7 separate regions of the Homo sapiens genome follow, and all the other regions are linked to region 7. A link is a loop called in an ENCODE intact Hi-C map of the cell type or tissue named here. Cell type or tissue: heart right ventricle. All regions are shown on one strand.

Region 1 (4,000 bases), 190 kb after region 7:
AATTTGAGCTATTGGGCCCACCAGTAGCAGCATGTGATACTAGATGGTTAAAATCATGAAAGCAGTCACTATCCAATTAGAAGCAGAGTCACAACAACTGTTGGGAAATGTGACTCTTGGAGGAAGGTGGGGAGGGAGTGGCCTTGCCAGCCCTGTGGGACGTCCCCTGAAGTTTGTAATAAGACCCCTTTTCCAAAGGGATGTGAATTGGAGTGAAAAGGAAATCTTTCATCTTAGAAAACTTCTGGTCCTTAACGCAGGGTGGTATTTGGGTATGTGCTTGGAAATTGAGATCTCAAGAGTGTTTGCCTTGGAGCCAGCTCCCCAGGAGGCCTTTTCCAGGGACAAGGCAAAAGTTGAAATTCTCCATGGGTAGCTAGAAAGCCAATACATCTAGCCCTGCTAAGTCAGAAAAAGATTATGAAAAATGTTGAAATTTACATTCAAAGCCTCATTTGCTTATCTTGCTGGAGCCAACCCAGTCTAATAGCAAAATAGCTGTCATTGATACAGAAACATCCTCATTTTTAAATGTCTGCTTTACCCTGTTACTGAGTTTGAGATGACTTAAATCACTGTGTTGACCCTCTTCTGAACCAAATCTTTAGCATTGATGAAAATAGTTATTTTATTCTTTACATCCTTCACCCCACACTATGGTCAGGGCATGAAACACCCTGTTGATCCCTTCCCAGGCTCGGCACTGTCTGCTCACTGGAGCCGGACTCCCAGGTTGTAATTCTAATGTTGCCTCATGAGAACAGAATGGCAGAAAGTTTAGTCCTGACAGATTCCCCCATAGGGAGTAATGAGGACAGCATGAAACTTGGATAGGTTTTACCCTTAGTCCCTATAAGGTGGATTTTACTAAGGTTTTTTAAATGATACTGTCATCCTCTTGGGGTTTATCAGCCAGGTTAGAGGAGCCCAGTGTCCTAACCTCTCTCAGATCATGGCAGAGAAGGAGCTGCCTCCAGCCCCTTTCTTGCTGAGTTTCATTTGAGCAGTTCCATGTGTAGACATTCCAAGTCACTGCTTGGTAGTTGCTGTGGGAGCCTGTCATTGGCTATGGCCAGTTAGTTCTCAGCTGAGCTTCCTAGGGCCAGTGCAACAGGGCCAGAGGCTGCTATAGTGTAAATTGAAATAAGAATAGATCATTGTTTTGTACACACACACAATAAAATGTAATGATGGTGCTAATTTCACGGTATAAATAAGCACTGCCAAGGGTTGAGGGACTGGCAGCTCAAGAAACCCGGGTTCCTGTTTGGGAGGAGATTTTATGTAGAAAAGTTTGAGGCTTTGTTAAAAGTGGGGAGAAGGAAGATCCTCAGTGAAGCCTGCACCCAACCCTGGAGTGGCCCAGTGCAATCCAGAGGTGGAAGAGATCCTATATCCAGGTGAAGGTGGCCATTGAGTTTCTCAGGGCTGGGGCCACCTTGTCCATAGCCTCCGTCCACGCTGCCTGGAGCAGGTTGTTAGAGAGCTCTGGTTGTTGGGTCTTCCTCAGCTCCCTTCTGCCCCTCTCTACCTCTTCCACTCATGGAAGCCCCTCTACTGCTTATGAAGATTAAGGGTAGTATTTTCTAAGGAAGTGGAAAGAATTAAACTAGAAATCCACAACCTCGGAAGAAGTGTTTCGAGTTTAACATGCGCTGTTTCTGCTTATGTGGTTCCTTCTCTAGAGCTGCTTTCCCATGGCTTTCAAAACATCAGGTTATTGTGGGGCTTCAGGTGTAAGGTCCTGGAAGTTCAGCAAAGTTTCGTGGACAAGACATGGGCACAGAGAGTAGAAGCAGAAATAAATGGTTCTATGTTTTCAACTTCCAGGGTTGGGGCAGGCCAGAGCAAGGCGGTCTCATCGAGGTGGGTGCTACCTGTGTGTGTGTAGATGAGTGTGCTGAAGGTGGGGAGGGCAGCACACAGCAGCTCATGGCAGAGCCGCCTCCTAGGTCTTGGCAAAGAGGCAAGCTGACGATAGACATCTACCTATATTGTTAAGAAAGGGGTCGGGGGGATCAGCCAAGGTCCATCATTGCTTTTTTGCCGCGCCCCCCCCCCCCCGCCCCCATAGATTGTCAGCTGTAAGTGAAACTCCTAGTGAAAAAGAGGGGAGCCCTGTGTTAGGAGTCCCCATAAACATGTACTGTAATTCTTTGTATATAGAAAAAAAATTTACTGTAAAGTAAAGTTTAACTTTACTCATATATGGCCCTTGCCCTGTGTTTTGTTTTATTGGCTGTGGGGAGTTGTAGTCTAACAGGAGGGAGGATTGTTTGGGGTGAGAGCAGAAGCCAGCCCCAGAGATAGTACGAGGTGGGGGGCGGGGGGCGCAGGGATACTGTGAAGCTAAGCCCTTCCTCCAAGCACGTCATGGGAATAGTGTGTTTCCTCTCAGCAGCCACAGGGCTGCCCAAGCCTCTTTCTCCCTCTGTTGGGAGTGGCTGGTTTCAGTTTCAGTCTCCCTCCACAGGAAGCCCCCATCACTCATGAAGGAAGGGCAGTTTGAGGAATTGGTTTTTAAAAAGGAAGTGGAACCAAAGCACTCTCTGAGTGTGAGTCTGACCATGTTGGCTAAGTTGTACATTTTTCCAAGGCAGGTGTTGGCCACTGCAGAGGACTCAGCCCAGGCCTAAATAAAGGCAGGAAAGCAGAGGCAAAGGATAAAACTAAGGGAAAGCCCCTGGCCTGGGGCCACACCCTCCATACCAGAAAGGGCTGCAATAAATTTCCTTCTGGTTGAGCAGCAAGTGTCAGCCCTGTTTACAGTTAACACCTGATTCCTCAGAAATATCTGGATCTTCTTTGGGGAAAACTTGGGAGTTTGCTTCCCTTTGTGACCTAGTCCTGAACTTCCTGCCCTTTCAGCAAAAAGTGCTTGGGAAGATTGGGAAAAACATTTAGTACTAGAGTTACTCTTCACTTTCTTCACAATCCTTGGGCTGCATAGTAGTCACCTTATTTTACAGATGAGAAACTCAAGATGAGGATTTAAGTCCCTTTTCTAAATTAGCAGCTGAATTGGAACCAAATCTGGATCCATTAGACCTTTCTGGCTTACAGAACTTAGGACTTTCCTACCATTAAACCACATTGTAGGATGTCACTGGGAAGCTCAGGACCTGAGTCACAGGTCTGACATAGGGGCCCAAACATGACAGATGCAGTAGAGCTAGTCAGACCAACCTGTCTCAGGTAGGAATGCTTGACCCTTTTATTTCGAAGCAACTCATGCACTCTTTTCAGCACTCAGAAGGAACTGTGAGCTTTTATACTACTACAGCCCCAGTATCTCAGCGGTAACCATGGGGAAAAAAGTCTTGTTTTCCAAAGGAAAATGAGAGTTGGGAGGAGCCTTAATATAAGCAGTGAGGCCAGCCGGGTGGCCCCAGGAAGAACTAGGTGTCTTGACACCTAATCCACACAGCAGGGAAAGGGGCTGGGTGTGATGCACAGTGCACTGATTTTATTTACAGATCAAAAGCCACTTAAATAATCTGCAGACACAAGTGCTGTCCAGGGCAGAAGCCTGGGGTCCAAATCAGCCTTATCCCTCCTCATGCCCACAGTCAGCCCAATGCTGTCTCCGTTCCATGGGCCAGCACAGGCAGGCGCCACTCTGCTGACATGAGGACCTGGGGTAGCTCAGACATTTGACTACCCAAGCCCAGAAAGGAGCTGGGTCCAGCCCTTACGGGGAATTCCTTTAATTCCCCCAGGCCAGGTGAGTGCTGACTCAGTGATGACAACAGCTGTAGAAGTAGGGGTTTGGCTTCTGGCCCAGATCCACGCCCTTGTCCTCTGTCAAAAAGAGAGGTGGCAGCTCAGCACCATTCTGTTGGGATCAGGTAACTCAGGAAAGGGGCTAGATGCTGTGGGCCTAGAGTAAGTCTCCATAAAGGCTGGGGAAGCACACACCTGTCATCACCTGGAAGGCAGCCACACTGACGTAATCCTCTGCCACTTTCTGGAAGAGCTCGTCTGGCAGGAAAAATGATGA
Region 2 (4,000 bases), 280 kb after region 7:
GTTTCACAGGTAGAGACACAGGTTCAGAGAGGCTAAGAAACGTGCCAGAGCTTATCCTACCATGTCAGGGCCTGAGCACCCTAGAGGGGTTAGTGACTCAGCTGGGCCATGTTTTGGGACCCAGGTAACGTGGGGAAGAGGCAGAGTGCTATAAGGATACCAAGGAAAGTAACAGGAAGGTGAGCTGCGTGGAGAACTCCTTGGAGATGTTAACAGCCGCTTGTGCTGGCATCGGGGGTTCCTTCTCCTGGAGACTGCCACAGGCGGGAGTCCCTTGTCCTTCTGCACTGTTTCTGCTGCTTCTAATACTGGGAAGATCTGTTTGAATCAAGTGGATGCTCATGGACCACCCATTATGCCAGGCTGATGAGGAAGCAGGCAATTAGCACACTTCCTTACTCAGCTGTGAAAAGGCAAATGCTTCATCCAAACCACAATGCACCATATTTGCTTCTCCCTGATGCTTGCATGTGAGACATAACTCCATTTACAATGAGATACGAGGAAATCCAAGCCACAGCACAGCACAGCACAGCACAAGCCCTTCCCCTTCCCCTTCCCCTTCCCCTTCCCCTTGCTGCTTCTTGTGACTGGACCTTTACCCTGGTGCGAACAGAAAACACTCATCTGACTCGCCCTGCGATGCTCCTTTGCATCTGAAGTTGCTCCAGCTCAGCCTCTGAGTGTTCAAAGCAGCCTTACATAAAAAAAAACCCCTGCGGGCAGCTTTTACGCTGACTTCATGACCTCTTTAATACATCAACCACTTTCTCACGAGCTCTCTGAGCACTCTTAGTGCTCTCTGACTCACCACAAGCCTCTCTACTTCATAGCAAAATCTGGAAGGGAGAGAAATCACACACTTTGATCTTCGCAAAAAGCAAGCCATGGAAGACAGCTCTGTTCCTCACTGCCCCTGAGCTCCCTGCCGGCCACCTACTGCAGCTTCCGGCAGATCTCAACCAGCAGCCTCCACGTCCTCACTTGAAGTCATCCTCACCCAGGTTCACTCTGGGGAGGCCGCCCTTGGGCCTTTCTCTACGGCTGCAGCTGACACTTGTCCAGCTGGTTTCTCTTCCTCACTCTACCAGGAAATGCTTTCCTTAAACGCTTTCTGCAGGGCAGGGTCTCATTTCCTCGGCTTGGAGAGTAGCTGGTGGGTGGGACCCAAGCTCTCACTTTCATCCCCTTTCTGGGACAGCGCCCCGAAGGAGTGTGACTCACACAGCAGTGGATGTGCTTGGTCTTGCAAAGTGTGAAGTGCGTCCTGGCTCTTCCTGCCCAAAGACGGGCCACAGAGTCTCCCCGTGCTCCCTTCCAACCTGTTCCCATTGACGCCAACTTTCACCATGCTGGACCTGAACCAGCCCGAAACAGTCTCCAGGGAAGCTATGCACCAGGGAGAGGAGGCAAGTCCAAGGCCTACCAGATGGGGAAAGCAGCAGCAGCGGCAGTTGAGTGATCAGACACTTGAGTCTCCCGGGACCCTGACACCGTCCTGGGAATCACCTTCTTATGTGGCCACACTGTGGACTGTCAACTATACCTGCCTGGATTAAACAAGCATCTTTTGAGGACTTGCAACCTGGGAGGCAGGGATTATCACGTCCCCATTTTACAGACGAGGAGCACTGAGCCCCAGAGAAGTGCAGTGGCTTGCCCAAGTCCATGTAATTGAGGTAGGATACAAATCCTGGTAGAATCCTGACTATCTCGTTGCCTCTCTCACTCACCGGTCTGACATTCTACTATGTATGTCTGCTTCCCATGCTGCCCATCAGGCCTGAAGGCCACCAGGTGACCATAGCCACGTGGAGACGACTCCAGAGATAGCGGGTGTTGCTCTAAGGAGAAGTTCTCCTTTTCGCCACCAGGTGGTGCTGCTGGCACAGTGCTCTCCCTCGGCTTCCAGAAGAACAAAGGCCCTAGAGCTCCCCTTCCTCTGAGGGGGAAACTGCTGCGCTGGCCCACATCCTGACAGTCTCCTGTGAGCTTAATCACCTCCTTCAGTCCCCAGAAGGGGCCTCTTTAATTTAGGGTGTCCCTATAGGCACTTAAATCCCAACTCCCTCTTCCAAAATGCTTCCAACTAGCCCCTGGGAAAAGGTGGGTAGCATTATGGACTTCATGCTGCAGAGGAGGAAACTGAGGCCCAGAGAGGCTAAGTGTTTGCTCTGGTGACACACAGCTGGGAACGGCTCAGCTGGGGTATGGGCCCAGGGCTGTCCACAGGCCCATTCTGTTCTTCCCACAGAGCCCACCACCCGCTTCAGGCCCCTCCAGCCTCTCCTACCCCACCCCAGGCCCAGGCAGGGATGGGCACATCTTGGGAAGATGCCCCCAGATCCTGGGCCTCCCAGCTCTTTTATCTAAGCTGGAGTTTCCATCTTCTCCCTCTGCCCCACAGGGAAGCCCCAGGGCCTGCTCCCTCCCGGCAGTTCACTCTCTGCCTGGCTTTGTCCCTCCTGCCAGCTTTACCTTCCTCTCTTGTACTTTAGGGTCTCTGGGCTCCCAGCCAGGGCCACACAGTCCCAGGCAAGAAGGTCAAGGTTCTAAAAACCCAGAGGGCTTGGCCCTGCTGCTGCCTCTGCCAGCCCTAAGTTGGGACCCCAGTAAAGTTCCCCATTCTCCTCCAGCCTTCGCAGGGTCCCACAGTCCTCCCCACAGAGACCACTGGGCCCAGCCCAGGTTAGGTCAGTGGGGCACACGTTGACCAGGCACCTACTCATTCAAGGGGTTGTCTGCTACCTCAGCATCCAGGCTGGGTACTCCCAGGAAGGTCCAGCAGGCTCCTCCCCAACAGGGCTAGGGTTCTCAGGTTCATCTGCAGGGGCCACTGGTCCTGACCTAGGAAGTCAGTCACACACACAGCCTCCCAACCATGTGATCCTGAACGGGCCCAGCGAGGGAGAGGGTCACTCCATATCAGAAGACAGTTTACCGAAGGCTCATGATGAGCCAAGCCCTGTGATGAGCGCTTTAAACACATTCCCCCTGTAACCTTTACAGCAGCTCCTCTATTATCCTGCGTTAGAGAAAACAGGCTCTGAGAGGTGGCATGGCTTACCCAGGGTGGTTGGTATAAGAAGCAGGATTTGAACTCAGATCTGCCTAACAGCAAACACCTGGCTCTCTCTCTCCCTTACCCTCGCAGCAGTTACCGTTGCTTTCCCAGCCTGGTTTTCTCATCTAGCCCATCGCAGCCTATTTTTTCCAGGCTTCTTGGCCTGCCATTCAGGCCCAGTCTTGATGGGTCCCCAAGGCCCTGATGTGGCGAACTGGGAGCACAGAAGAGCACATTGCCCCATTCAAGGGAGCACATCCCGCTAAAATAAACCCGGATGTTACACCAGACGCCATAAAAGTTCTTACCTTGGCCAGCATGGTGGCTCACACCTGTAATCCCAGCACCTTGGGAGGCCGAGGTGGGTGAATCACCTGAGGTCAGGAGTTCGAGATCAGCCTGGCCAACATGGCGAAACCCCATCTCTACTAAAAATACAAAAAATTAGCTGGGCGTGGTGGCAGGGGCCTGTAACCCTAGCTACTCGGGAGGTGGAAGCGGGAGAATCGCTTGAACCCAGGAGGCGGAGGTTGCAGTGAGCCGAGATTGTGCCACTGGACTCCAGACTGGGCAACAGAACAAAAACTCTGTCTCAAAATAAATAAATAAATAAATAAATAACTTCTTAACCCAACAAGGCTACAAATGAGTTGTCCACAGGCCAGACTGGCCTGCTTCTGCTGACCTTCATTGAATTGTAAAAGATAACTCAAAGTGGTCGCCAATATTTACAGATTGGGAGTTTGTTGCTTTCGGGAGTTTTTCATTTTTTGAGATAAGGTCTTGCTCTGTCACTCAAGCTGGAGTGCAGGGGCATGATCATAGCTCACTCCAGCCTCGACCACCTGGGCTCAAGAGATCCTCCTGCTCCAACCTCCTGAGTAGCTAGGACTACAGGTGTACACCACCATGCCCTAATTTTCTTTGTGGAGACAA
Region 3 (4,000 bases), 120 kb after region 7:
TTATACCCATAAAAGGTGATAAAATGGCACACGTGCAGGCTGGATGCACCAACAGAAAGTTTTCCAAAATAACCCACATGGGGCAAAAGCCTCCTTGCATTATTCATTGTGTTTTTAAATTAAAAAGAATTTTTTCCTGCTTTGTGGTATAAAGATTTTGTTGAACTTCTCAGAAAGCCTGAAGATATCCCCATAGATTAGAGTAATAAGAAAGGAGGAAGAATTTAGGTATAGTGCAGAAAGTAAGTCAGGCTCTTGGAGAAACTAGACAGTGGTGTAAGTGTGAAACATCTTTCAGAAGAGTATGGTATTAGACTGACCACCATGTATGATGAGACAGGCCCTACAGGAATTCAGGATGACTAGGACAGAGTAACTGTGCTGGGATGTGCTAATTAAGCAGGCATGTGTAAGTGTAAACTTGCTATGATAGGCAAAAGCTTGTGTTCTCACTGTTAGTGATTTCAAGGCATGAATTTCTTTTCTTTTCTTTTTTTGGAGATAGTCTCGCCCTGTTGTCCAGGCTTGAGTGCAGTGGCACAATTATGGCTCACAGTAGCCTTGATCTTCCAGACTCAAGCATTCTTCCCTGGTAGCTGGGACTACAGCTGTGTGCTACTATGCTTGGCTATTTTTTTTTATTTTTATTTTTAGTAGAGATGGGGTCTCACTATGTTAACTGGGCTGGTATTGAATTCCTGGGCTCAAGTGATCTTCCTGCATTGGCTTCCCTAAGTGCTAGGATTACAGGCGTGAGCTGCTGCACCCAGCCCCAAGGCATAAATTTTTTTTTTTAAAGTTTGGCTCTGTCACCCAGCCTGGAGTGCAGTGGCTAGATCTTGGCTCACTGCAACCTCTGCCTCCTGGGTTTAAGTGATTCTCATGCTTCGGCATCTGGTGTAGCTCGCATTATAGACATGAGCCACCATGCCTGGCTAGTATTTTTTTTTTTTTTTTTTTTAAGTAGAGACAGGCTTTCACCATATTGGCCAGGCTGGTCTCGAACTCCTGAGCCACCGCACCTGCCCCAAAGGCATGAATTTCTTACCAGTTCGTTATTATGCTAACAGAAAGGCATGGATATCTAGGGACATCTTTTCTGATTGGTTTCACAAACATTTTATAGCAGTAGTTGGTGCTTATTTCAGGGAAGCTGGACAGGATGATGACTGTTCCTCCTTGAAAACTCTTCGGCTCATCCTGCAGCTGCAATTTTATCAAAAATAATGTTTATGCCATGTGCTTTCCCTGAAGTGTGACTTCACTGCCATATGACCAGGGAATCCCTAGATTGATGAAGAGTAAATATAAAAATGCTTTCTTGAATATGCTGGCAGCTGTGAATAGATGTATGGGTGTGAAAGGGTTTCAAAAGGAGTGAAGGATGCCATATATGCTGTTGTCAGTGTCTGGAACACAGTGACTAAAGGTACAGCTGTGCATGCCTGGCACCACTTGTGACCTTCAGCTGTGTTCACTGATGATAATGAACAAGGTGGTGATTTTGATGGCTTCTTCAGTAAAGTGAGAAAAATGTGTAACATCCTTACATATGCAAAAAGTATACCTTCCATTTGTCAGTAAGCTGGAAGAAGTGGATAACAAGAAAGCTTTTAATATCGACAAAGAGGCTCCCGTTTCTTTGTTCAACATGGTGATAGAGCTGACATCGATCTGAATCAGAGTGATTGTGATAATGAAGATGACATTAACACTGCAGAAAAAGTACCTATAGATGACATGGTTAATGTATGTGATGGGCTTATTGAAGGACCAGAGCAGTGTTCATTCATAACAGAAAAAGAAATCATGTCAGTTTATAAAATGAGAGCCTTGGGCTGGGCGCAGTGTCTCGAGAGCCTGTAATCCCAGCACTTTGGGAGGCCAAGGCGGGCAGATCACTTGAGGTCAGGAGTTCGAGAACAGCCTGGCCAACCCGGTGAAATGCTGTCTGTACTAAAAATACAAAATTAGCTGGGTGTGGTGGCAGGCGCCTGTAATCCCAGCTACTCAGGAGGCTGAGGCAGTAGAATCGCTTGATCCTGGAAGGTGAAGGTTGCAGTGAGCTGAGATCATGCTGCTGCACGCCAGCCTGGGTGACAGAGTGAGCCCCCGTCTCAAAAAATAAAGAAATGAATAAAATGAGATCCTTCTAGACAATACTCGTTGTTAATGAGACAGATGACTTTAGAGGAAACATTTTAAAAAGCTATCCCACAGAATGCCTCTTCATTCCTAGAGGACTTCCTGGTTCCTAATTGCTTCTGATGATGTTTCTTCTTACCTTATAAAATAAAACAGTATACAGTAACCTTTTAATCAAAACACAGCATCATAGATGGAGACACAAAGCCCGACATTGTTATTACTGTTTTTTTATCAGCTGATACATGTATTCTCGTGATACTACTGTGCTGCTTAGCTACCCTGAACACACATTACTTTTTCACTGTATTAATGGTATGTCATATTTTTACTGTTAAGTACTTATGTGTGAATAAGTATAAGAAAATGTTTGCCTGTCAGTAGCACATAAATTCAGAGACAGGAATGATGGTAATGCCAAACAACCACAGATATTCCACATGGTGGCTGAGATAATGACACTTTTGCTTTCTTATGGTTCACTGTACACAAACTTTGTATAATGTAGAAAATAAATATTTTGTAAAATTACCTTCAGGCTATGTGTATAGAAGATGTGTGTAATACATAAATGAGTTTGGTATTTCAATTTGGGTCCCATCCCCAAGATAACTTATTATATATATATGCAAATATTACAAAATATGAAAAATTCTAAATCACTTCTGATCCCAAGCGTTTCAGATAAGGCATACTTAGCCTGTAACTCAAGATGTATTTTACCTATTTACCTGATCTAGATGCTACATTTTTGTTAGGTATATATTAGCTTTATATGTACAGGTGTCAGTGACTATAAGACCTGGCTTTAAATTTAACCTTTTCCTTAATTTTGGATGGGCCACATATATTCTATTATTTGTGTATATAAGGTAACACAAGTCCTTTTGTCTCCCCCCAGCTCCTTTTGCATATGAGAAAACATAAGCCATTTTGTGCCTCTTGCATCTTAAGCCATAGTCTATTTTACTATGTGGTTTCCCATCTGGTTACTTTTGGGAGTATCAGATGGTCTCATAAAAACAGTGGGTTTTCCTGAAGCTTTTTGATTAATGTTGAATTTGTTTATCATCTTTTAGCTGTGCGGTCAGAGAAGAAACGCCTTAGGAAGCCAAGCAAGTGGCTTTTGGAATATACAGAAGAATATGATCAGATATTTGCTCCTAAGAAAAAACAAAAGAAGGTACAGGAGCAGGTGCACAAGGTATGTTGCAAAATTTCAGCAAACTTTCACTGGTCCTTAGGAAACTGCAATTTTATCTTCAATGTCATACTTTATCTTCATGAAACAATAATTTCCTTAACTGAGATCTTGTTTTTTATTCTCAGCTTCTAGCACAGTACTTAGGATTTAGTGGTTATTCAGGAAATATATAAATGAATCTACATATTGTATTTATTTATGTATATATTTTTCCCTCTTTGCCTTCAAAGAGTAATGACTTAGGAATATTGTTATGATTTAATCTTAAGTAAAAATATAGGCTATAAAGTGAAATATATATAGTCTGACCCTAATTTCAAAAGTAAATATATCTTATTTGTCTTATTTTTCAACTCAGTTTTTTAAAATGAAATAGAGACATCTTGACATTCTACCCCTACATAGTTTAATATGTAGTTAAAAAATGGAACATTTTCCTTTATAATCAATTTAACATATTTACATCTTATATAAGATCTGTTTATCTGACATCAACTGTCTTTCAAATTTCATCAATTATCCCCTAACCTTTACCTTTGGATTATTCATACCAGGACTCAATCTAGGACTGCTCATTGTAACTGGTTGTTATGGTTCTCAAATCACTTTGAATTCAGAACAATCCCTTTTTTCATGATCATGATCATGTCT
Region 4 (4,000 bases), 140 kb after region 7:
TTTCTGAGACAGTCTCCTTCTGTGGCCCAGGCTGGAGTTCGGTGGTGTGATCTCAGCTCACTGCAACCTCCACCTCCCAGGTTCAAGAGATTCTCGTGCCTCAGCCTCTGTATTAGTTGGGATTATAGGCGCCTGCCACCACACCCAGCTAATTGTTTTGTATTTCTAGTAGAGACGGTGTCTCACTATGTTCCCCAGGCTAGGCTTAAATTCCTGGCCTCCAGTGATCCAATTGCCTTAGCCTCCCAAGTGCTGAGTACATTGCTTCTGGGTGGTTTTTGACTTTTTATTACAAAAATCTTAAGACATACACCAGGGTAGAACAATGTAAAGAATCTCCATGTATTCAGTTAATTTCAGTAGTTATCAACTTCTCTCTCATTTTCTCCCTATATTTCAAAAGGTTTCTAACACAACATCTAATGTATAGCGAGAATATGTAATAACTTCTTTGTGTCATCTACCAGCCAGTTCATTTTCAAATTTTCTCATTTGTCTCAGGGATGTCTTTTTATTATGTTTTGAATCAAGATCTAGATCCAGAGAGAGGCCAAAAACGTCTCTGTAGGTTTTGTTAGGGAGATTACCAGCATTGTATGTCGGGTGATTTCCTGTAGTGTAAACTTTTTTATACATCTCTTAAGTTTCTACTTATCTTTAACAATACTGCCCCCACACTTTTTTTTTTTTTTTTTTTTTTTTTGAGGCAGGGTCTCACTCTTATCACCCAGGCTGGAGTGCACTGGTGTGATCTCAGCTCAGTAAACCTCCACCTTCCAGGCTCAAGCAATCCTCCTGCCTCAGCCTCTTGAGTAGCTGGGACCACAGGCATGCATCACCACGCCCAGCTAATTTTTGTATGTTTAGTAGAGATGGAGTTTTGCCACGTTGCCTGGGCTGGCCTCGACTTCCTGGACTCAAGCCAGCCACTCACCTCAGCCTCCTGAAGTGCTGGGATTGTAGGCGTGAGCCTCCTCTCCCAGCCCAACTTAAATTTCGTTGGTTGCCTCCTGGAGGTATCCCCTTAACTTGTTCCTCTGTCATCCATATTTCCTGTAAACTTGTAGTTAGTCCAGGGGCTTGATTAGGTTTAATTTCAGTTTTTTCTTTTTTTGGCGGGGGTGCCAGCGGCAAGCATTTTCTGTAGACAATATGTACTTTCTGTTGTATCACGTCAGGGAGTATCTATTACCAGATTGTTCATTTATAATAATACTAAGATTGTTACAGTGGGTTCAGACGATGTCAAACCGATCAGTCCATTATAAAATTTCTTATGAACTTTTCACCTAATGGTTTAGCATTTGGTAGATTCTTGAATTCTTACTAATTTATCTTCTTTTGGCTTCTCAGGAATCCATACCTGTTTTGTATGTAAGCAGAGTGGGGAAGATGTTAAAAGGTGCCTTCTACCCTTGTGTGGAAAGTTTTACCATGAAGAGTGTGTCCAGAAGTACCCACCCACTGTTATGCAGAACAAGGGCTTCCGGTGCTCCCTCCACATCTGTATAACCTGTCATGCTGCTAATCCAGCCAATGTTTCTGCATCTAAAGGTATGGATTTCTTATGTGGACCAGTCTAATTGTAAAACCTCAGTTTAATTGGCAACAGATATTTTCTTTTTTCTTTCTTTTTTTTTTTTTTTTTTTGGAGACAGAGTCTCGCTGTGTTGCCGAGGCTGGAGTGCAGTGGCGTGATCTTGGCCCACTGCAAGCTCCGCCTCCTGGGTTCACGCCATTCTCCTGCTTCAGCCTCCTGAGTAGCTGGGACTACAGGCGCCTGCCACCATGCCTGGCTAATTTTTTTGTATTTTTAGTAGAGACGGGGTTTCACCGTGTTAGCCAGGATGGTCTCGATCTCCTGACCTCGTGATCCACCTGCCTCGGCCTCCCAAAGTGCTGGGATTACAGGCGTGAGCCGCTGCGCCCGGCCGGCAACAGATATTTTCAAATGCAATCAATCCACCATGTCACTTTATGGCCTCTCTCTAGCTTTTATCAGAGAGATTACCAACATTGTATTTGGGAGAGAAGAGGGGCATAACGAACTAGTTCAGCAGCCAGGCAATGCCAGGGCTCCATAGAACACAATGTGGTCGTGTGGTAGGGTATTAAATATTTGGATTTCATGTGAGATGTAGTTTGAGAAAGTGTTCTGCTGCATGTCCTCTTCCCCCTATTGATTAGAAAACCAGAGTGTAGTCTTCCCCTGGGCTTTTTTTTTATTTTATTTTATTTTATTTTATTTTTTTTTGAGACGGAGTCTTGCTCTGTCACCCAGTCTCCTCGATCTCCTGACCTCGTGAGCCACTCACCTCAGCCTCCCAAAGTGCTGGCATTACAGGCGTGAGCCACCACGCGTGGCCCCCCTGGGCCTTTTTTTTTTTTTTTTTTTTTTTTGAGATGGAGTTTCGCTTTTGTTGCCTGGGCTAGAGTGCAATGGTGCAATCTCAGCTCACCGCAACCTCTGCCTCCCGGGTTCAAGCGATTCTCCTGTCTCAGCCTCCCGAGTAGCTGGGATTACAGGCATGAGCCACCATGCCTCGCTAATTTTGTATTTTTAGTAGAGACAGAGTTTCTCCATGTTGGTCAGGCTGGTCTTGAACTCCCGACCTCAGGTGATCTGCCTGCCTCGGCCTCCCAAAGTGCTGGGATTACAGGTGTGAGCCACTGCGCCCGGCCGGCCATTTTTATATCTCTGGTTTCAGTGTGATATCATTCAGAAATGCATGCCAAGGCAGGATTGGGGGTTTCGTGTTGATTTGTTTTTTGTTTGTTTGTTTTTTTAATGAAAACTCTTGTCCTAGAAATTTTCTTCTGCTTCATAGTTAAGCTGAGACCTGAGTTTTCCAAAACTGTCTGTGCATATAGGTAAACTTAAGTTTTGAAATGTGTTCTCTTTGGTAAAACAAGTTGTTTTTGTTGTTGTTGTTGTTTGTTGTTGTTTTTTTTTTTGAGATGGAGTTTCACTTTTGTTGCCCAGGCTGGAGTGCAATGGCTCGATCTTGGCTCACTGCAACCTCCACCACCTGGGTTCAAATGATTCTACTGTCTCAGCCTCCTGACTAGCTGGGATTACAGGCACATGCCACCATGCCCAGCTAATTTTTGTATTTTTAGTAGAGACAGGGTTTCATCATATCGGTCAGGCTGGTCTCGAACTCCTGACGTCAGGTGATCTGCCTGCCTCAGCCTCCCAAAGTGCTGGGATTATAGGCATGAGCCACTGCACCCAGCATGTGTTTTTTTGTTTGTTTTGTTTTGTTTTAAAACAGGAGGTCTCGCTCTGTTGCCCAGTGTGATCTCAACTCACTGCAATGTCCACCTCCCAGGTTCAAGAGATTCTCTTGCCTCAGCCCCTGGAGTAGCTTGGATTACAGGTGCTTGCCACCACTCCCGACTACTTTTTATATTTTTAGTATAGACGGGGTTTCGCCATGTTGGCCAGACTGTTCTGGAACCCCTGACCTCAGGTGATCTGCCTGCCTTGGCCTCCCAAAGTCCTGGGATTACAGGCTTGAGCCACCGCGCCTGGAAAAACCCAATACTGTATCTCTGCTGGTGAATTCATGTGTGCCAAAAGAACCTTGACTTTTTCCATAGAGGATTGAGGAGGTAAAATTTAGCAGTGTTGATGTTTGTTTTAATCAGACTGTCAGTACCTTTTTTAGGATTATTTCCTGGCCTCATGGGTCTCATAAGTAATTTCACTTGTTGGATCAAAATTGCAGTTTCGATGAGTGTGATGGTGTACACCTGTATTTCCAGCTTCTTGGGAAGGTAAAGCAGGAAGTGGGAAGACTGTTTGAGCACACAGACTTTGAGGTCACGTCCAGCCTTGGCAACACAGGGAAACCCCATGTCTTTATTAATACAAAGAAAAATGAAAAGAGTTGCAGTTGGCTACCTTCTCGTTTTTAATTGTTATTACAGATTGCATTAGAGGGTTTGGTGGTGGTTTCGTGATGGTTTATAATAGATGAAGTATTTGAGGGGATGT
Region 5 (4,000 bases), 260 kb after region 7:
TAACCAATGAACTTTTTCCTTTAGGTGCAAACTAGCTTAAACTTTAAAGAAGACCTAGGGGAAAACTGGCTTTAAAGGAAACCATTCAGTCAGGGGAATCTCAAGGAAGAATGCTACCTTCCAGGGGGCCATCGGGATTTCATTTACCTAGTAGACAAGTCCTAAGGCCTTGCCAGGTGTGTGGGGGAGAGGAACCTAGATCTGGGGCTGTCCTCCTGGCCCACAGGCTGAAAGTAAGCCAAGCAGGGAGTGATCAGGGAGGAGGAAGAGTGAAAACTCCAGAGAAGGTCTCTTGGGAGAGGGTAGGCATTTCTGGCTGGTGTCCGGAAGGCTTCATGGAAGAAGCAGCAGTAGATGTGGATGGGCAGAGCTGTGGGGGAGGATATTCCAGGCAGAGGGAACAGCTTAGGCAAAGGCCTGCAGGTGGGTACTTGCGGGGCATGTTCAGGGGCCTGGAGTGCAGGGGTGCGAGGGCAGTAGTGGGAGGCATTTTGCCCACTCTTCTCAGGCCGCTAGGGCGGCTGCCAGCAGCCCAGATGGGCTTTCATACATGCTAAATATAACTTCCTCACCCACACTCCACCTGCTCCTGCAGCACAGCATAAGCCTACTGCCTGGGAGATGCTGCCCCCAACCCCCACATCAGGCTGGAGCAGGCAGTGGGGCCTCTGAAGGTGGTCATCACGAGAGTTACTGTTTATGTACCTACTGTGTGCCAGGCATTGTGCCAGATGCTTCACATCCTCTGGTTTCACAGCAGTTTTGAGGGTGGGCCCTTTTTGAATGAGGAAACAAGAAGTGTCCTTAGTAGCGGGGAATGGAGAGAAGTGGACAAATGTCAAAAATGGGACCAGGCCAGGGTGGTTGGTCAAAGGTGGGTGGTGAGGGAGGAAATGCTTCCAGCTGGTCTGGTCGGATTTCACACACCTGAGGGACACGAGACAGCTGTCCTGGAGGCAGAGCCTGTCCTGGCACAGAAAGAGTAGGCCAGAGATCCCGGATCTAGGCCTGCCCCTTATCATTTCATGCCAGCAGCTACGTTTCTCGTAATTTCTGTCCTTTCCCAAGAATGTCCAGCATTCTTGCCACTTTTCTCCCTGGCCTTGGCTTTCCTGGGCTTGGACTCCAGCTTGGTACCTTAACCCATTTGCTCCCCTACAGCTCTTCCACCCTCCATCCCTTCCTCTAGGAAGCCCAGTGGTGGCCATGGGAGGGCGTGAAGTTGTTCTCAGACCCACAGGGATGGCTGGGGGTTGGGGGAGGGACTCTTAGACCCTGCCTGGCATCCACAGAAGGCCCTGGTCCTGGATCAGGACTGCACCGTGCTGGCGGATCAGGAAGTGCGGCTGGAAAACAGGATCACCTTCGAGTGAGTGTCCTGCCCCCAAGTCTGGGTCCCAGGTCCTGACGCTCCCTTCAGGCCCTGTTCTAGCTACCTGGCTCCCCAGGCCCCGCCCCTCGTGCTAGCCCCGCCCCTGGGACAAACCCCGCCCCCTACAAGCCAGTCCCACCTTCTGCAGTTCAAGCTCCACCCCCTCGCGTTTGTCCTGGGAAGGGTTTGGCGGGGGGCCGGCCCTCCGGCCCTCTGCTGCCCGAGGGTTCCTCGCAGGCTGGAGCTGACGGCGCTGGAGCGCGTGGTACGAATCTCAGCCAAGCCCACCAAGCGGCTGCAGGAGGCGCTGCAGCCCATTCTGGAGAAGCACGGCTTGAGCCCGCTAGAGGTGGTGCTGCACCGGGTGAGCTTCCGGGCCGCGGGGCGGGGCGGGGCGGGGCCGGGCCGGGGCCGGGGCCGGGGCCGGGGCCGGGGCCGGGGCCGGGGCCGGGGCCGGGCGGAGGCCTGTACCGCGGGCTGCTGACCTCTCCCCACAGCCAGGCGAGAAACAGCCTCTGGATCTGGGGAAGCTAGTGAGCTCGGTGGCGGCCCAGAGACTGGTTTTGGACACTCTTCCAGGTAGGGGACGCTGGCCTCGGGGCTTGATCTGGAACAGCTGTGGCCCAGGAGGAAGGGGGTCCAGGTGGGAGGCAAACACTAACTGTGGCCCTCTCTGCTGCAGGTGTGAAGATCTCCAAAGCCCGTGACAAATCTCCCTGCCGCAGCCAGGTGAGCGAAAGGCGAGTGGCCTCTTCCACCCTCTGCTTCTCCCCTCCCGATTTTGGCTCTGACCCCAAATTCTCGCAGGGCTGCCCACCTAGAACTCAGGATAAGGCCACCCATCCCCCTCCAGCGTCCCCCAGTTCTCTGGTGAAGGTGCCCAGTAGTGCCACTGGAAAGCGGCAGACCTGTGACATCGAAGGTACATGGTGGATGAGCTGGGGATCAGAAAGACTAGGGCAGTGGGGTTGGGGACCATTCAGGGTGGCATCAGAGAGCCTTGAGCTAAGGCAGGGGGCTGGGTGCCACTGGGCGTGGAACAGGAAGGATGGGGGTTGGGGGGTCAAAGGGGCTGGAACAGGGGGCCGCAGGCCATTGGTGCTGGGGCCAGGGAGGCAGTGGCCACAGTAAGGCAGTGGGACTATCGTGGGCTGGCATATAGGCAGGTCTGCTGGGGGGACCCTCATGCTGTGGCTTGCCTCCAGGCCTGGTGGAGCTGCTGAACCGGGTGCAGAGCAGCGGGGCCCACGACCAGAGGGGCCTTCTGAGGAAAGAGGACCTGGTACTTCCAGAATTTCTGCAGCTGCCCGCCCAAGGGCCCAGCTCCGAGGAGACCCCACCACAGACCAAATCAGCAGCCCAGCCCATCGGGGGATCCTTGAACTCCACCACCGACTCAGCCCTCTGACAGCTACCCAACAGTCCAGGACAGCTGCATGGCACCCGGCGGGCCGAGCATGCCATGGGTCCGCTCTGCATGCCCTGTCTGTGCCATGAGTGTCCCTGGCCCCTTCCTGCCATGGGCAGGCCCGCAGGAAGAGCCGGTAGGGGTGGAAAGGGGACTCAGATGAGACACACCCCACAGCTGCCACCGCCTTGTCCCTCAACAAGCTCACCCCCAATCCCTTGCAGCCAGGCCACAATGGGGGAGGTGAGTCCAGCCCCTTGGAACAGGCTTGCCCAACATGGAGGGATGGCGTTGGCAGTGCCAGCCTCCCCAGCCTGTGCCAAGCTTCAACAGGGGCAAGAGGAGGGGCCGGCCCCTCCTCAGGAAGCTGGTATGAGTAAGGCCTTGAGGGTGCAGGCAGGCAGCCCTGTACCCCACCCACATAGACTATACTGTACATACAGATTTTGCAGTAGGCTTGGGGCAGCTGGGTTTGTCCTTGATGTATGATACTGTTATTATAATAATTATTATTATTCTGCCATGAGTTGTCTTCCTTGTGTGCCAGACTGTCCTGTGGCTTCCCCCACCCTCAAAACACACTACTTCTGTCACCAAGGTCAGTGCCAGGAAACTCTTGGGGACCTCAGGATGTGCCTCCTGACTTCCTGTTTTCAGAACCTCTCTTCCTGACTGCACAGTATATGGGGTGGTGTGTGAATATCTTATAGTATTTTTTTTTTTAAGAATATGGGAGCTGGGTGAGGTGGCTCACACCTGTAATCCCAGCACTTTGGGAGACCAAGGGGGGTGGGGGTGGATCGCTTGAGCTCAGGAGTTTGAGACCAGTCTGGGCAACATGTCAAAACTCTGTCTCTACCAAAAATACAAAAAATTACCTGGGTGTGGTGGTGCATGCCTGTGGTCCCAGCTACTTGGGAGACAGGTGGAAGAGGATCACTTGAGCCCGGAAGGCGAAGGTTGCAGTGAGCCGAGATCGTGCCACCGCACTCCAGCCTGGATGACAGAGTGAGACCTGTCATGGTGTGGAGGTGAGAGAGAGGGCGGGGAGAGGTGTGGGGGTGAAGAACCCTGTGGGGAGCTGTGCCTCTCCATCATGTTGCTGTTGTACTGTGGTCTCTGTGGATCTGAGTACATCATTCTGGTCCTGTTCTCTGCTTCTACTGGGGACTGAGTGTCTCTGCACACATAACTGGAGAATCCTTTGAGGGCACCAAAGG
Region 6 (4,000 bases), 340 kb after region 7:
TGGGCAGCCAGGGGCTGCCAGGCGTCTGTACAGGGCGTCGGGTGGCTGTCTGTGGGGCTCTAGGAGATGTACCACCCTTTCCCCGCCGCACAGCAACGGCGCCGAGACGCCTCTTCAGGGACCTGGTGCGCACAGGCTCCTGAAACCCTTTGGCCCCGGGACTGCGGATGGCGAATCTCTCGTTCGGACTCAGAGCTGGAGTCCGTCCTTCGCGCGCCCCCTGCTGGCCCGCCTCGGCTCCCCTCGGCGCCCGGGCTCCGCGGCGGCGGCCGGGGCTCAGATCGGGGAAACCCTACCGGGGAAACCTCGAGGCGTGACGTCACCCTCCTCGGTGACGTCACCGGGCCCCCGGGGAGCGCGAGGTTCCCACGGAGGAGGCTTTCCCCGGACTGCGCAGGGCGCGGGCGGGGGCCGGGAAGTCGTTGGGGGCCGCGGCGCGCCTTCACTGCGCCCCGTGTCTGCCCTACAGGTCCCGCGCGGCCCCGGGTGAGGCACGCCCGCGCGCCCGCCGGCGCCATGGGAAGGAGCGGGCGCCGCTGCTGTCCCCCGCCGGCGCGCGCACGACTTGAGACCTGCCACGGGCAGCCCCCGGCCGCGGGTCCCCGAGTGACGCTGGCGGCACCTGAGAGTGTGGCGCGGGCCCGGGGCCACGCAGCGGAGCCCAGTGTCCAGTGAAGCGTCTGAGGACCCGCCGCCCGTGCCGCCGCCATGGTGATGTCCCAGGGCACCTACACGTTCCTCACGTGCTTCGCCGGCTTCTGGCTCATCTGGGGTCTCATCGTCCTGCTCTGCTGCTTCTGCAGCTTCCTGCGCCGCCGCCTCAAACGGCGCCAGGAGGAGCGACTGCGCGAGCAGAACCTGCGCGCCCTAGAGCTGGAGCCCCTCGAACTCGAGGGCAGTCTGGCCGGGAGCCCCCCGGGCCTGGCGCCGCCGCAGCCACCACCACACCGTAGCCGCCTGGAGGCGCCGGCTCACGCGCACTCGCATCCGCACGTGCACGTGCACCCGCTGCTGCACCACGGGCCCGCGCAGCCGCACGCGCACGCGCACCCACACCCGCACCACCACGCGCTCCCGCACCCGCCGCCTACGCACCTGTCGGTGCCGCCACGGCCCTGGAGCTACCCGCGCCAAGGTGAGTACCGACCTCCGCCAGGGGGCGATCCGGGCCGCCGGAAGTGGGCGGGCGTTGGAGGGCTCGCTGCTTACCCTCAGGGCTTCCATCCGCAGCCTCCGGGAGAACACGGGCGGCGGCGGGCTCGGGTTCGGGCTAGGGCTGGGGCGCGGGCGGCCCCTGGCCGGGGCCTCTGCGAGAGGCTGGGAACCGGCGGCCTCACCTCCTCCGACCGCCTCCCACTCCGCAGCGGAATCGGACATGTCCAAACCACCGTGTTACGAAGAGGCGGTGCTGATGGCAGAGCCGCCGCCGCCCTATAGCGAGGTGCTCACGGACACGCGCGGCCTCTACCGCAAGATCGTCACGCCCTTCCTGAGTCGCCGCGACAGCGCGGAGAAGCAGGAGCAGCCGCCTCCCAGCTACAAGCCGCTCTTCCTGGACCGGGGCTACACCTCGGCGCTGCACCTGCCCAGCGCCCCTCGGCCCGCGCCGCCCTGCCCAGCCCTCTGCCTGCAGGCCGACCGTGGCCGCCGGGTCTTCCCCAGCTGGACCGACTCAGAGCTCAGCAGCCGCGAGCCCCTGGAGCACGGAGCTTGGCGTCTGCCGGTCTCCATCCCCTTGTTCGGGAGGACTACAGCCGTATAGAGGGGCGCCCGGCGCCCCGGGCCCCACCGGCGGACTCCTGGCCTGACTGCGGGGCTTTTTAAATGCTTCCCTGGACTGCGGGGAGGGGCGGGGGGAGGGAGGGATTTCTTATCCCGTTTGTTACATTTTGAGGATAATAAAGGTGTGTGATCTGGTTTGGTACAAGCGGAGGGTGCACCGGCTGCTTTCGCCCAGGGTTCTGTGTGACCAGACAAGCCGGGGCCTTGGCGGGAAGGACCCTCAACGTGCGTTTCCGCCACAACAGAACCTAAGGGTACAGCACTAAGTCTAAGACCAACCCTTCTCCGGTGGTTGTAGGTGCCAAGCGGCTTCCCCTGGGAGCCTTAGCCCCTAGCACCGCCCCCCCACCCCGCCCCCGCCTGGCGGGCCTTGGAATTAGGGTGAGGACGCCCCCTGGTGGCAAGGAGGTGCTGCGGCCTCGGAGGTGGGAGGAGTTGGGAACCTGGGTCAGGGCAGGCGGCAGCCCGAAGGGATCTGGATTTCTTTATTAACAGACATGAGCACGACCCGTTACAGAAGTTTGTGCTTTCCAAAAAAAAAAAAAAAAAAAAAAAAAAAACAGTTACTAAACGTGAAAAAGGAACCCAAGCAAAGAGGAAGGAGTTGGGGAGGGGCCACCAAAGCCCCTGGGCCCCATCCATAGCCCTGACCTGAACCGCGCCTAGGGCCTCCAACCTGGGACCTGCCCGGCAGGAGACGGGGGGTAGCCGAGGGGCCCCAGCTGGGCCTGCTACTTCCTTTGGGCCAGACAGGAAGGGGTCAAAAGAAGGGCGGGGAGGGGGTCCCAGGGAGCCAGAGCCCACGAGCCATTTATTGCCATGTTTTAAAATTCGTGCAAAATATCTGAAGCCCTGGACAGAGAATACAAAGTGATATTTTCCCAAGAAACATAAAACTAGGAAAAGAGGTGGGGGACATTTTCCCACCAGAGCTCCCCCCACGCCAGGCCCCAAGCAGGGTGAGGCCTCCAACCCGGCCAGCTGAGCAGGGAGGACTAAGAGCTACAATCTGGACCAGGGAAGGAGGGGTGGAATTTGCAACAGCGTCTCAACTACCAACGAGAGGAAAGCCAGTCAACTGTACAAGTCTCCTATCAACTTTTTAAAAAAAGAGAAAAGCTGTAAAAGTCAGGCCCTGTGGGTAGGGAAGCGGCCAAGTCCCCAGCCAGGGCCGGAATCCGGAGTGGGTGCCAGGCGGAGCTGCTGCGAATGCAGGCACGGCGGGCCGTCTGGCCAGAGGCTGATGCAGGTGGGCGGCCTTGGCAAGGGTAGCCTAGGGCTGGCGCCACCGCTAATCACCACCCTCGAAGCCCTCCTCCTCTTCTGGAACTGGGTCTGCATCCCAGCATGTGATGTCGATCTCTGTGGCGTTAGAAAGGGAGAGGAGTTAGGGACCTAGCAGACCGCTTGTGTCCCCAGCCTCTGTGAGCGGTGGGTAGTGGTGGGGTGGCTACCCACACTCAAATCCAGCCCCCGCACCCAAATTCCTCCCCATCATCCAGCCCAGTACTACCTGGAGGCTTGTTGTAGAACACAGGAGGCGGAGCCTTGGCACAGAGCTCTTCCGATTGGGCAAACTCCTCCTCCTGTGATTGACTGAAGTACCCCTCACTGGCCTGCAGGGGAAAGCATCAGGTCACTTGGCCCCACCCAGCAGGACTGGGGCTGACCTATCAGGCCTGAGCCCGTTTCCCCAGCAACCAATGATTCCATCAGTGGTTGCCAGGGAAACAAGGATGCCTGCCTTGGGAACAAAAGCAGAGCCGGCCCAGGGAGGGAGGGTGGGATGGACTTCCCCTCAAATAATGTGGGTCACAGAGAAGGGGGTACTGGTGCAAGCATGAGGAATGCAGGGCCAGCACCCTGCTCAGCCCCCACTCCCTCCCATCCCTCCCACCAGGCAGTCCCTGCCGCACCTGGGTCCCCTCCTTCTGGGTGGTCTCGCCATTGGTTAGCAGGTGGGGCTCCGGCTCCTGCTCTTGCTCCAGCTCCTCAAGGGCTGAGGGCAGAGTTGGGGTCTGGGGGGCAGCCAGGGACTCCCCTTCCACTTCCTCTGGGTCACAGAAGGTGGCTGGCGGCTCAGGCAGCTCATCAAAGTTGAGAAGGGTGGCACAGCCTTCGCCTGCTGGCAGCAGTGGCTCCGGAGCCACCTCATCCAGCAGGGGCACCTCTGCCAGGGTGACCTCAGTACCCGAGGGTGGCGTGGGGGCCCTGGGCT
Region 7 (4,000 bases):
GGGAAAGGACAGAAAGTTGAGTGAACAGGTGGCATCAGTGTGTTTCAGGGGCCTGAGGAGGGACCACAAGGGGGTGGACAGGGCAGATGATGATGAAAATGTCGCCAGACCAACACACTGTGCCTGACCGTGAAACAAACAACAGGAAGCCAGCAGCATCCCAATTTCACTATCCTTGTGCCTTTCACCCCAACTCTTCCCAGCCCCTTCCACGTCCATCCCTTGGCCTCGTCCTCTCCTTTCCTCCTCCATCTCTTTTTTTCTCTCTGGTCTGTCTGCCCTGTGAGGGGTCTCCAGGTAGAAGGAAGAGTTGGAGGGGACATGGTGGGGCGTTGTTGCCACCTGCTGGCAGCCACAGGAAGTGCATACTCCAGCCTGGTGCATGGTGCAAGCCTGAGCTGGGGACCCCGAGTCTTCCCCTGCTGGTGGTGATCGGGTGATTCCTGAAGGACCCTGGCTGGTGGTGATCGGGTGATTCCTAGACCCTGGCTCTAGGCACTGTGTTTTTCAGAACGATGCTGATAAGCCACTCTCCACCTTACTCAAGGGAATCGCTGATGGACAAAACCATAATTGCCCCTGCTCAAACCCTTCCCCATCCTCAGGCGTTGGTCCAAGCTCCATAATACGCTTAATAGGAGACCTTCATGATCTGGCCTTGGCCTCAGGCACAGCATCTTGTTCTCATTAGTTTCAGTGCCTTCCCCAGTGCACAGGACCTTTGCACCTGCCCTCTCTTCCTAGAACAGTCTCCCCGCTTCTGGTTTTCCAAACTCCTCCTCCTCTTTCGGGGTTCCAATTCCCCACCTCCCTGGAAGAGAGCTTCTAGCACCTCCACATTAAGCAGGGAGGATGAGCATCTCAAGCCATGGGAACAGCATGCGCGAAGGCCCAAGATGCTTCAAGGGGTTGGAAGAGGGCCAAAGGCCTGAGAGGGTGACGGGGTTGGCAGGGCTGTGGCAACAGGTACCATGGTCCTGGGTGATGGGTTGAGTCCCTGGTGAACAGTGGAAGGTCAAGGTTTTCAGTAGCAGCAGACATGGTCAGATATGTGTTTGGAAGGGCCCACGTAAGGTTGCCAAGTGCAAAAGGCACTGACAAGGCAAAAGTGGGTTTGGGGGCAACAGGTGGGGGCTGCATAGGAGAGAGATGGTGGGGGCTTGGATCCTTGAGCCCCCCACTTCCTGCTGGCTGGGTCCTGAGCTGGGGCTCCCAGTCCTGTCTCCAGTCTTTCTGGGCTAGACAGGGGCAGCCCTGCAAGGTGCCAGCCTAATTCCTCTGCCTGACCTCCCTGAGGGGACTCTAGCGTACCCTGGTGTGCTCCACACCGGCCCTGGCTGCCTCCTCTGATAGCCCCACCCCACATGCATACCTCTTATACCCTCGTGTTAGGCACCCACATGCTGCCTGCCTCTCTGAGCCAGCCCCTATGGCCTGTGGGAGCTGCCCTCCCATTCTACAGAGGAGGAAGCTTAGCCTCACAGCTGGGAAATAAGCTGAGAGCAGTAGGGAGGGGATTTGAACCTGGGTCTGTCTGCCCTCCCCACCATACTAGGCAGCCTAACAGTTACAGGCAGGACTCTGTCACATCCAGTGACTACATGACTTTGGGTGGACAGCTTTACCTTTCCCTGCCTCATTGTACTCTTCTGCAAAACGGGGACAATCGTAGTAATTGGCCCAGTGAGGTTTGTGAAGAGTAGGTAGAATGAATCCCCACAAGGCTCCAGCACAGCACCGGGCACACAGCAGGCACTCATCAATGGTTGCTTTTTCCATGAATACTATCTCGGGAACTGAACATGCTCACCGGGGAAATGCGCTTCATTTCAGTCAGGGAGAAAACAAAAGGAGCTCCAGGAGGACCAAGAAGGGAGGATAAAGTAGGGAGAATGGCTTGGGGAAGGTCTGGGCTAAGTCACTCTGAGTTCCAAGTACAGAGCAGGTGTTCAGGGCGCCAGCTGTGAGGAGCCTTGAATGCCACACTGAGAAGTCAACAAAAGTTCTAGAGCCAGAGAAGGCACCACCAGTACCCTAAGCCCAGGGGTAGGCTGCTCACTCCCCCAGAGATGACAGCACTGTAGGCAGTGGAAGAGGATGCTGGCAGCAGGGGCCCATCTCAGTCTTCATTGCACTCCATAGCCAGGCGCCTGTGGTCCCAGCTACTCGGGAGGCTGAGGCACGAGAATCGCTTGAACCCGGGAGGCGGAGGTTGCAGTGGAGCCGAGATCGCGCCACTGCACTCCAGCCTGTGCAACAGAGATAGACCTTGTCTCAAAAAACAACAACAACAAACTCCACAGTCCAGATAACGTTTTCCTGGGCCTGAGAACCTTCCCCATGCAATTCCCCAGCTAGTCACACGGTGGCGACAGTGCACCATGAGCCCTCTGCTTCTCCCTCCCTTTCAGCCAAAGCAAAAGCCAAACACCAATGTTTTCTAGATGCCTCTAAGAGATGGAGGGAGATTTAGGGAGAGATCTAAGGAGTCTCCTTTAGTCCATTCATATCCCCTGCCTATAGGTGAAAATGATGACTCACAGAAGTCAATTCATACCCCGAAGATCACCCAACCAGGTTTTGTTATTTTGTTTTTGTTTTTGTGTGTGAGATAAGAGTCTTGCTCTGTCACCCAGGCTGGAGCACAGTGGTGCAATCTCAGATCACTGCAACCTCTGCCTCTGGGGTTCATGCAATTCTCCTGCCTCAGCTTAGTGAGTAGTAGCTGAGATTACAGGCACGCACCACCATGCCCAGCTAACTTTTGTATTTTTAGTAGAGACGGGGTTTTGCCATCTTGGCCAGGCTGGTCTTGAACTCCTGGCCTCAAAAGATCCGCTGGCCTCGGCCTCCCAAAGTGCTGGGATTACAGGTGTGAGCCACCACGTGCGGCCTCCAACCAAGTTTTGAACCCTGGTCTGTGCGTCTCCCAGGACAGCTGCAGCAGCTGCCTGTCCTAGGCCATCAGTCCTGGTTCAGCCTCCCGCCCCCATCACTGGGCAGTGCTGCCTTTGCTGAGCTGACAGATCAGAGGTCTGCCCTGGGAGTGGACAAGGGCAAAGACTTTCACTTTTGCTTTCTACTTCTGAAGTTTAGGTCACTTATGTAGCTTTTGCACTGTGGGTGAGGCGCTGGGATAGTTCCTATCGCTGGGGAAGAGCTTGTCTGAGGGACGACGCCTCGGTGTTCCCACAGTTTCCCTCCCCCATCCCAGCCAAGGCTCCCAAGACTGAATTCCCCGGCCCTCCTAGCTTCTAAAGAGGAAGAGAGCTAACTTTGATGGAGGACTTCCTCTGTGCCGTGTACTATGCCGGACATCCTTTCTGCATGCATTCAGTACAGAGTAATGAAGTACACACTGTGTGCTTGTCACAATAGACAGCACTACAAGCTCTTGCATGCAGCAATAAAGAAATATTTATTAATGGTAACTTGTGTGCTGGGCGAGGTGGCTCACACCTGCAATCCCAGCACTTTGAGAGGCTGAGGCGGGCGGATCACATGAAATCTGGAGTTTGAGACCAGACTGGCAAACATGGCGAAACCCCATCTCTACTAAAAATACAAAAAGATTATCCAGGCATGGTGGCACACACCTGTAATCCCAGCTAGCTACTAGGGAGGCTGAGACAGGAGAATCGCTTGAACCTGGGAGGCGGAGGTTGCAGTGAGCCAAGATGGCGCCACTGCACTCCAGCCTGGGCGATGGAGTGACTTTCTTAAAAAAGCAAAACAAAACAAAAAACACCTAATGTTGGCCGGACGTGGTGGCTCATACCTGTAACCCCAACACTTTGGGAGGCCAAAGCGGGCGGATCACTTGAGGTCAAGAGTTCGAGACCAGCCTGGCCAACATGGTGAAACCCCATCTCTACTAAAAATACAAAAATTAGTGGGGTGTGGTGGCGCACATCTGTAATTCCAGCTACTAGGGGCGCTGAGGCAGGAGAATTGCTTGAACCCGGGAGGTGGAGGTTGCAGTGAGCCGAGATCAGGTCAC

Evidence for each region. A loop is a pair of places that touch in the nucleus more often than their neighbours do. Peaks named below come from ENCODE experiments on the same cell type or tissue, not always from the same donor. Only the 100,000 strongest peaks of a DNase experiment are listed, where the experiment ranks them.
Region 1: it touches region 7 in a loop (2.9-fold over the local background); 67 of 110 quality-filtered maps call a loop at or near these places.
Region 2: a loop joins it to region 7, with 3 times the contacts of the local background. A loop is called at or near these places in 10 of 110 quality-filtered maps.
Region 3: a loop joins it to region 7, with 2.0 times the contacts of the local background. A loop is called at or near these places in 28 of 110 quality-filtered maps.
Region 4: it touches region 7 in a loop (3-fold over the local background); 22 of 110 quality-filtered maps call a loop at or near these places.
Region 5: it touches region 7 in a loop (2.7-fold over the local background); 3 of 110 quality-filtered maps call a loop at or near these places.
Region 6: a loop joins it to region 7, with 3 times the contacts of the local background. A loop is called at or near these places in 22 of 110 quality-filtered maps.

Annotation. Positions count from the first base shown.
Region 1 is chr5:177,298,007-177,302,006 of GRCh38, forward strand. It overlaps NSD1 (nuclear receptor binding SET domain protein 1), which reads left to right. Exons shown (of 23, transcript NM_022455.5): 23 at 1-2,207. It overlaps RAB24 (RAB24, member RAS oncogene family), which reads right to left. Exons shown (of 8, transcript NM_001031677.4): 7 at 3,919-3,981; 8 at 3,192-3,801. The coding sequence ends at 3,737. Among named protein-coding and RNA genes, the nearest start is that of RAB24, 3.7 kb to the right of the region's middle. RefSeq lists enhancers at 2,364-2,473, 3,404-4,000, 3,777-3,836 and a silencer at 2,381-2,574. In heart right ventricle, a CTCF peak has its summit at 2,464; a DNase peak (open chromatin) is centred at 2,434; H3K4me3 peaks cover 716 bases; H3K27ac peaks cover 3,406 bases.
Region 2 is chr5:177,388,806-177,392,805 of GRCh38, forward strand. All of the region lies in intron 8 of SLC34A1 (solute carrier family 34 member 1), which reads left to right. Among named protein-coding and RNA genes, the nearest start is that of SLC34A1, 6.4 kb to the left of the region's middle. RefSeq lists enhancers at 330-1,529, 570-3,383, 615-664, 805-854, 2,105-2,184. In heart right ventricle, CTCF peaks have their summits at 1,867 (motif pointing right) and 2,079; a DNase peak (open chromatin) is centred at 1,876; H3K27me3 peaks cover 1,200 bases.
Region 3 is chr5:177,232,597-177,236,596 of GRCh38, forward strand. It overlaps NSD1 (nuclear receptor binding SET domain protein 1), which reads left to right. Exons shown (of 23, transcript NM_022455.5): 6 at 3,225-3,349. Among named protein-coding and RNA genes, the nearest start is that of RAB24, 69 kb to the right of the region's middle. In heart right ventricle, no CTCF peak of the experiment used is centred here; no DNase peak of the experiment used is centred here.
Region 4 is chr5:177,255,598-177,259,597 of GRCh38, forward strand. NSD1 (nuclear receptor binding SET domain protein 1) reads left to right here. Exons shown (of 23, transcript NM_022455.5): 13 at 1,354-1,554. Among named protein-coding and RNA genes, the nearest start is that of RAB24, 46 kb to the right of the region's middle. In heart right ventricle, no CTCF peak of the experiment used is centred here; no DNase peak of the experiment used is centred here.
Region 5 is chr5:177,369,296-177,373,295 of GRCh38, forward strand. It overlaps RGS14 (regulator of G protein signaling 14), which reads left to right. Exons shown (of 15, transcript NM_006480.5): 10 at 1,296-1,369; 11 at 1,610-1,736; 12 at 1,870-1,951; 13 at 2,055-2,101; 14 at 2,180-2,294; 15 at 2,578-3,301. The coding sequence ends at 2,780. Among named protein-coding and RNA genes, the nearest start is that of SLC34A1, 13 kb to the right of the region's middle. RefSeq lists enhancers at 37-888, 437-506. In heart right ventricle, CTCF peaks have their summits at 174 and 1,646; a DNase peak (open chromatin) is centred at 1,616; H3K4me3 peaks cover 1,027 bases.
Region 6 is chr5:177,454,360-177,458,359 of GRCh38, forward strand. It overlaps PRR7 (proline rich 7, synaptic), which reads left to right. Exons shown (of 4, transcript NM_030567.5): 3 at 470-1,135; 4 at 1,365-1,927. The coding sequence starts at 709. The coding sequence ends at 1,762. DBN1 (drebrin 1) reads right to left here. Exons shown (of 15, transcript NM_001363541.2): 13 at 3,699-4,000; 14 at 3,296-3,398; 15 at 2,251-3,144. The coding sequence ends at 3,074. Among named protein-coding and RNA genes, the nearest start is that of PRR7-AS1, 8.4 kb to the left of the region's middle. RefSeq lists enhancers at 1-701, 949-1,243, 2,808-3,508 and silencers at 106-715, 165-396, 906-1,455, 1,546-1,685, 2,056-2,255. In heart right ventricle, CTCF peaks have their summits at 225 (motif pointing left), 1,133 (motif pointing right), 2,180 (motif pointing left), 3,409 (motif pointing right) and 3 weaker places; DNase peaks (open chromatin) are centred at 232, 1,162, 2,162 and 3,422; H3K4me3 peaks cover 2,269 bases; H3K27ac peaks cover 3,384 bases.
Region 7 is chr5:177,111,697-177,115,696 of GRCh38, forward strand. No RefSeq gene overlaps it. Among named protein-coding and RNA genes, the nearest start is that of NSD1, 20 kb to the right of the region's middle. In heart right ventricle, CTCF peaks have their summits at 349 (motif pointing left), 554 and 2,362; DNase peaks (open chromatin) are centred at 355 and 2,365; H3K4me3 peaks cover 1,195 bases; H3K27ac peaks cover 1,388 bases.